Linked DNA regions of Mus musculus: region 2 is linked to region 1. The links are chromatin loops, found by intact Hi-C in ENCODE. Cell type or tissue: heart. All regions are shown on one strand.

Region 1 (4,000 bases):
TATTGAGTGTAGGCTTAAAGAGCAACCATCCCAATGGACTAGACAACACACAAAAGGGACCCAGGGCCAGAGACTCTGGTTGTCAAAAAAAAAAAAGGAGGGGTGAGAAGGAGATGGCAAAAGTGAGCTAGCCCTGCAGGGAGCGTCTGCAGATTCTGGGCCTGTTGCCCACATCTTTCCTGAGAAGTGCTTTGCCCAGCGGCAAACAGGTGGTGGGAGGGAAAGACAGACACCCAAGAGACCTGATACCAACCTGTACATCTGGCCCAGCTCTGCCTCTCTCTCTGAGTCAGAGATGCCAAGCCCTAGGGGTGAGAGGAGCGTTTTTTAGAGGCCCCCAGCCCTTTTTATTTTCTTGCCTTACCATCTCTCAGCTGGCCACTAGCAAGATATGTCCCAGAAACTGACATATAGGTTCTGCATATACTGAAGTATAGGCTCAGTGCAAGTCACAGCCAGAAAGGCTTCCAGGGACAACTCTTGACACGGTTGACACTAACGTAACAATGGACTATGGGCAACTGCAGGCTTTGCTCTAACATATTTCTGGCCCAGGGGAGAGGGGTGAGTCTCTCAGGTTCTCATCTAGTTGGCTTTGTTTCCACATAGAAGTCAGGCTATGCAGCTCAGACTAGCTTCAAACTTGTCATCCTCCTGCCTCAGCCTCCTGAATGCAGGCCAGGTTGTGGGGTTTCCACATTGTCTAAATGAATGGCCTTTCTCGGTGTCCAACAACAGATGTCGGCTTGAACTTGTCTCCAGAAAGAAGCTAGGTCTGCAAAGTGGTCACAAGCAGACAGTGGTCTGGCCCTGGCTCAAACCTTTCCAGACAGGCCGTTCCTTATTTCTCAAACCAGCCAAGAATATGGCTGCCACTCCCACCATACCACCAGTCCCTGCATCTGCAGTTAGGATTCCTTGCAGAGTCTCTAAGGTCGCAGCGCATCTTTTATTCTGGAAACATTTTTTTAAAAAACACATATTTGTAATTTCTTATTACCAGTAAACAGAAGCTTGTGGTACAGTAGGAAGCCCATTAGCAAAGTTAGAAAAGAAAAAAAAAATCCATAAATTCCCTACACTCTTTCCCGGCCCCATAAAAAGGGCACTGTAGAGAGCACGTTTTCAAAGACCAAGTCTTCCTGACTCTGTAGTTTAGAATGGATCCCGTGCTCAGCACACACACCATGAAGCTTCTCGGGGTGGAAGGAGACTGTACCACATCTGCACACTCCCTTAGAGCGTTTCAACACCCGGTCTGTCCTACATAGGCCTTTGGCTCCCCACACTTCTCGAGGGTAGGCAGAGCAACCTCATCTCCACACACTTTACAGAACCGGGCTCACTCTACGTGCTCCATAAAAATGTTTCTGGCCCCACCAGGCCCCCACGAAGCAGCCTCGCCCTCAAGCAGAAAGCAGAGAAACCCAAGACCTCAGAGCGAGAGCGCCCCGCCGTCTCCAAGGTAACCAAAGCCGAAGCCGGGAATGCCCACGCATGCGTACAGTCGCCCTTCCTTCCCGTAACCTCAAAAAGAATGCAGCCCGTAAGATTTGCCAGAAGGCGAGAGCGCATGTGTAGTTCAACCAACACCCTGGCCTCCTTCGCCTACAGACCGCCCATCCACCCAGCCTTCGGCGCTGGATACCCTGGCCGGAAACAGTGCCCATTTTGGGGAGGCCTCGCTAGCCAATCGCTGCTGAGGAGTGGCCGGCAGGCCGACCGGATCAAGGCGTTTTATTGGCTAACTTATAGGAATGGGTGGGATCAAGGGTCGCGGTGCGGCCAAAGAAAGGAGGCGGGAAGCTAGCAAAGTCGCAGCCACGGGGGGAGGCGTGGCCCGGGGCGGGGATAGGCACGGGGGCGTGGTCGAGGAGGGGCAGCAGGGGCCCGGAGCGATCGCTGGCCAGCGAAGCGCCACACTCGCTTGTTTGAGGACAACGGCGCTCCGCCGGTAGGTGACTGGGCAGAACCCCGAGTCCTAAAGCGGGACGCCGAGGGAGCGGGCGGGGAAGGGGCGCCTCCCAGGCGGGGACTGGGTTGCAGCCGGGCTGTCCACGAGGGATGGCTGGGAGGGGTGGCCGGGTGACTACGGTCTAACCCGCTCGCACGCTCAGCGCCATCAGCGCCACGCTCGAAACGCCGTGCTCGCCTAGAACCTCCAGGCCGCGCACCCACGGGTCACACGCTTGCCCGGAACGCGCGCGGGTACTGTCTGCTTCCCTTTCCCCAACATCCGTGCCATCGAGTTCAGCCGCCCTACTGGCAGACCTGGCTCCTAAGTGTCCCCCAAGAGAAGGTGATCGCTCCACTGCCCTAGCAGTGACATGAGCAGCCTTTCCCTTTGAACTGCTTGGGATCACTTGTTCTGAGAGGATCACTGCTCTGGGCACTCAGTAGAGCAATGCTAGTCGCTGATGGTGCTGTCCTCCCTCCTCGATGGTCCTTACCCTTCTCTAATTCTGTGTTCTACTCGGAACTTTTGGAATCTGTTTATATGTACTAGTCCCGTCCTGGAAGCTCTTCCCGGCTCTGGCAACTTTCAGCCACCTGTCACCAAGTGAAAAGAAACATTTGTCTGAGGCAGAGATTCCCACCTGCTTTGGAACCTCATCATGTTCATTAACTTCAGACCTCCCCCCCTCCACTCCCCACCCCCCAGTTGAGATTAAAAGATGGCTGACAGCCCTAAAGGATGGATAGGGGTGTGCATGGGCTGTCAAGTGGATGAGTGGAGAAAAGTTTCAAATATCAGTGTCTTAATGACATGTTGTTGTTGTTGTTGTTGTTGTTAATTGGAGACAATGAACACTAATGACTGGATTAAGGGCGCTAAAAGAATGAACTGAACGAGGAGTGGCACCATGACCAGTGGACTTCGGAACACTGGCGAGTATCTAGAAACATAGTCTCTCTGAAAGATTAGAGGATTGTTTCCTAACTTCAGTTCTGCAGGGTTTTGCTTAGTAACTTTCCCATTTAGTGGTAGGTGTGGTCAGATGCATAGACTGTTGTCCAGTTGGTAAGCGAAGTACCTGAACCAGGTGTGAGGGATGATATGCCTCGTCTGTGGCCTCAGAGCCATGAGTGAGGGTGAGTTCTCCAGATCCCTGAATAAGAACAGCATAACCTAACTTTGATAGAGAAAGGGGGGGGGGTTGGGGTGATCTTTTTGCTGTTAATGTGAGAGGATGCTTTGAAGACTCTTGACTTGCTTATGATGTATGTGTGTATTTCCTCTTGTATTTAAAGTGATGTCAAAGGCAATTCCTTTGGATGGATGCCAGCTTTATGAGTTTTTCAGACGCCCTTAAGACATCTTGAAAACTAGGCATGGTGGCACACACCTGTAATCCATCACTGGGAGGCTGGGACAAGGAGGATTTGTTGTGACTTTGAAGCCTGTCAGGGCTTCATAGCAAGGCCCTGTCTCAGAGCACCAGAGAGGAAAAAGAAAGAAAGAAGACATCCTGATTTATTTGGAAGAGTGTGATAAATTTCTCAGAACAGCTCATAATAATAGTTAGTATGTCTGACTTTAATTTTAGAAATAAGTGCCCAGCTGTACATACCCAGAAATACATACCAGAAGTTTGTGAAATCAAATAGTACTACGTGATCAGGCTTCAGGCTTCAGGTCATTTTCGGATTGTTTTTGGGGTGGATGGAGCAGTTCTGAAGGTTGTTGGTTTTTTTGTTTTGTTTTGTTTTGTTTTGTTTTGTTTTGTTTGCCTCTGGTGTCTGTTAGAGTTTGTGGGAGTGGCACCACAGACAGAGACTCTGCCAAATGAACCTTTATCTCAAAAAAAAAAAAAAAAACCTGCCTGGTTTTGCCATTCATTCTTGGCAGATAGGAGTGTGGTTCCTCATTTTGGTTCCCCTGATGAACACAGATTCCTTTGTGATCGGCTCGGGCTGGAGAGGACAGGGCTCGCCCTGATTGGTTGCTCCACCCCAGACAACTGTTGTGAGATTTTTGGTGAGTTCTAGGGTCCATTCT
Region 2 (4,000 bases), 240 kb after region 1:
AGTCTTGGCAAAGTTTTGTAAACTGTGGTTTTTTTCAGCATACAAACCTATTAAAAAAAAATAAAATAAAAATACTGACATCGGTTGGGGCAACATTTTCACAGAGAAAATTAGAGCAATTATAGAATGAACAAAGAAAAAGTTGGACTTCCACTTCTGAAGGGACTTTCACACTCAGCCCTCTCATCTGAAAGATTTCTCCCTCAAGAGGCCTGTCCTGTGTTCCTCCAGTGCCTACTTCCTCCTTCTCAGCTCTTCCATTCTTGGGAATAGCTGTCTTAAAGGAGGCTGTTACACTGGATCTGCTGTGAATTACAACCACAGAACAGTCGTGAAATCAAGGCTGGCAAGCTTTCTTCTCTGCCACATTCTTGTGATTTTTGTTCCCCCCCATGCTGGTGAGAGAACAAGAGGCTGGATTTTTTTTTTTAAGCCTAAAACTCACCACAGTCAGATTACTGATCATTTAATCCTTTGCTCAGCCATCTTTAAGACAGAGGAATAAATAGAGTGTAGCCAAAGGTTACAAACTTCTATCTTCATCTCAACTTTAACTGGGGCTAGGGGGAAGCTAAGAGCTGCCGGCTACAGCTAATGGCAAGTTGGCTATAACAAAATCTGGCTATAAAAACCAAACTACCACCAGGCAGTGGTGGCACACGCCTTTAATCTCAGCACTTGGGAGGCAGAGTCAGGTGGATCTCTGAGTTCGAAGCCAGCCTGGTCTACAAGACAGCCAGGGCTACACAGAGAAACCCTGTCTCAAAAAACAAAACAAAACAAAACAAAAACAAAAAACAACAACAACAACAAACAACCACTCAATCACACACCCACAAGTCTCTACACAAAAATATACATATGTATACATACATACATACATACATACATATTGGGTGGGGGCGTTAGAGCAGCAGGAAAATAATATGAACTTAAATACATCATTTTTCGTGACTGGCTTACTGATGTACTGATTGGAAAAACAAAGACAAATACAAATTCTCAAATATCTGGCCCATTTCTTCTTCTCTACTAACAAAAGACTGAAATTACTTATAGTAAGACCCTGACCTACACAGTGACCTGTAACAGTACTAATCCCCATACCCGAGAGACAAGAACATCACCCCAAGTTTGGAGTCAATCTGTTCTACATTGTATGCCCCAGGCCAGCCATAGCTACACAGTAGAACCTGTCTAAAAAGGCAAAACATAACGAACAAAAAACCCCAGGGAGACCCTAAAGTACAAGACGTGCAGTAGTACCCCACAAATACCACATGTTCTCCAAGAAGCAACATCAGTTTATTGAAGCTTTGAGGCCCTTCACTAAATTAACAAAGTGAAGGTACAATGAAATTGACTCTTCACCGATTATTTGAGGCAACAGACACTGAATAAATCAAAACATCACATCACTAATAACATAGGATCATAGTGAGTTTATATTTCGGACTTGTCTGGCAGTTATATTTTACAACATAATTATATGCATGGCTTGTATAGCCTAGTGAATTTCCTCATTGAGCGTGAACTACAACGAAATGTTTTATTATTAGTTTATGGCTAGTCACGTTTCTCATACACCTTTATAAGTAACGTTCCTTCTGAACCGCAGCTTCTAGATTGCTCTGCATTGTACTACTGAAATCTACCGTTCAAAATGTTCTTTTCCCCCATCGTGCCTAAAGCAAGGGAGTGGTACACTAAACAGAACTTTTATATAATAAAAGTATTGCATGTCTCCGACCCTTAATATCTGAGCACCCATCCTGGTAAGTGACAAAGACAAAAACCAATCGCTAGGTAGGATCTCAATGGCTTAGCCAATAAGAACATGGGGGTGGGGTTAGACTAAGCTCCCGGTGACTTCCCCGCACCCCAGATACCCAGCTTGTGGGAGACCGGACAGGAATTGGGCTACGATGATCTCGTTACCTCCTGTTGTGGCTGTTGTCCTCCTCGTTCTCGCAATCGCTGCAGTGCTCATGGCCGTTTCCATTCCCTTCCATCATCAGTGGCAACGAAGGTGCCGGCAGCTTCACTGCTGTCTCACTCTCATCCGCCATCTTGGGTTGCGAGAGCCGGACTCCGCGCCCCGCTACATGGAGGGCTCCTATTGGACAGAGGAAGTACGCGCTGTATTCTGGGTTTTGTAGTTTGTGTGAAGAAATCTGCCACTAAGGGTGGCTTGTTTTCAAAAAACTGTACCGATGTGGACTACAAAACCCAGAAATCATGAAGGGACGCTGCCTTGGGAGGAGCGGGCAGCAATTCCGGAAGCCCCTAGGTTCGGCCGCCCTCTGAGACGAAGGGCGCTGTACGCCTTATAGGGTGGTCGCGGGGCACGCTGGGAGTTGCAGTTCCATGTTGAATTAGAGTTTCGCAAGTAAAGGGCTTGCAAAGTCCAAGGTTTTCAGGCCGCCCTTGGTAATCAACAGGCCACAGATGAGCCGTTATCGGCTAACGTTAAGGACCGTTACCATTCCTGGGTAAGTGAAAGACACTGAGGTTCATGGCTGCGATTCTCCAGGAGCTCAAATGCCCTTACAGAGGACTTTCCTATAGGTTTGCTCTCGGCTGCCTTCCCTACTCCAGCCTTTAGGGAGACCTGGGTCTTTGGAAATCTAAAACCGAGAGGCAGTGCATTGAGGTGTGTGGAACACTGCCCCCGAGCCAAAGACTTGATTGCTTGCAGGGGAGGCTTACCATTTCTTGGCTTCTAATTTTGCACTGCGCTCTTCTTCACATTTCCCTTTGATTCTCCTCTAGAGCCTTCCATAACAAGTCTTTTTTTTTAAGATTATGATAATTACACCATTTCCCCACTTCCCCTTTCCTTCCTCTAACCCCTCCCATATACACCCCACCTTGCTCTCAAATTCATGGCCTCTTTTTCTTTAGTTGTTGTTACATATGGGTGTGTGTGTGTTTTCCTAAATATATAAATATAGCCCGTTCAGTAAGCATAATGTTGTATGCAAATGATTTCAGGGCTGGTGTGCCTGGGAAGAACTATTTCCTCCCCCATTTTTAGCCTTCCTTAATTGCCTGTAGTTCTTAGTCTGGGGTTGAGGCCTCACGAGCTCCCCTACTCCCAACACAAGACTTTAATGAGCACTTACACGCCAGGCTCTGGCGTAAGACTTTTTGTACCTGAATTCCTATAATTTTAACAAGCTTAGAATGTGTTATGCCATTATTATTCCTTTTTCACAGATGAAAAGACTGTTCCAGAAAAGTTGGTACATTGTTTGTAGGCGGCAAAATCTGTCTATAAATCTGTATCTACCTACTCTGTGCCCTCTGTAAGGCTTCACCGTCACACCAGTCACACTGTTGGATCCAGGCAACTTCCAAGGACGAATCAGTTATAGCCAGGTAAATGCAGCATCTATCTTAGAATTGCCTAAATGCTTCTGTCCCTCTGGGCTTTGTCCTGTAACTAGCTAGTCTAATCATAATCCTGAGAAGATTGCCCAAAGACAAGGGCTTAGAGCCTTCCTATTTGTGCTGAGTATGCTGGGTGGTGAAAGACTGGGTCTTACCATCAGAGAGCTGCAAGGCCGAAAAGGGAAATGACCTTTGCCTTGGTAAAACTGAACAAGGGAAGAAGCAATTCCTTTTCTGACTCACAGAAAACAACAAGAGCAACAACAACAAAAAAGAAACTGCAGAGCTAAATATAGCCAACTCATCTTACTTGAGCGGCAGGCCCAGAGAAGTAAGACTCCAAAGATGCAAACACTCCTTGGTCATTTCTGTTTGATTTCAGAAAGCAGTCAAAGCTGCCCACTTGGGCTCAGCTGACCATATTCGCATTAGGGCTTCCTGGTAGAGGACATGCCTAGCATGCATAAGGCCCTGAGTTCACTATGCACTACTACCTCCAGCATATTACATGTATTCCTGTGTGCATGTGTGTACATGTGTACATGCTTGCACTTTGACCCACTGAGCCGTCTCACCATCTGGAGGTTAACTTTTCTTTTTCCTTTTT

The links. Hi-C counts contacts between places; a loop is a spot of excess contacts. Peaks named below come from ENCODE experiments on the same cell type or tissue, not always from the same donor. Only the 100,000 strongest peaks of a DNase experiment are listed, where the experiment ranks them.
Region 2: it touches region 1 in a loop (4-fold over the local background); 1 of 42 quality-filtered maps calls a loop at or near these places.

Annotation. Positions count from the first base shown.
Region 1 is chr11:103,265,292-103,269,291 of GRCm38, reverse strand. It overlaps Map3k14 (mitogen-activated protein kinase kinase kinase 14), which reads left to right and starts at 1,891. Exons shown (of 16, transcript NM_016896.3): 1 at 1,891-1,954. In heart, a CTCF peak has its summit at 1,959; DNase peaks (open chromatin) are centred at 671, 1,701 and 3,951; H3K4me3 peaks cover 2,214 bases; H3K27ac peaks cover 1,572 bases.
Region 2 is chr11:103,026,641-103,030,640 of GRCm38, reverse strand. It overlaps Nmt1 (N-myristoyltransferase 1), which reads right to left and starts at 2,098. Exons shown (of 12, transcript NM_008707.4): 1 at 1,939-2,098. The coding sequence starts at 2,069. It also overlaps a transcript of Dcakd not described here. In heart, no CTCF peak of the experiment used is centred here; DNase peaks (open chromatin) are centred at 2,170 and 3,550; H3K4me3 peaks cover 2,678 bases; H3K27ac peaks cover 1,786 bases.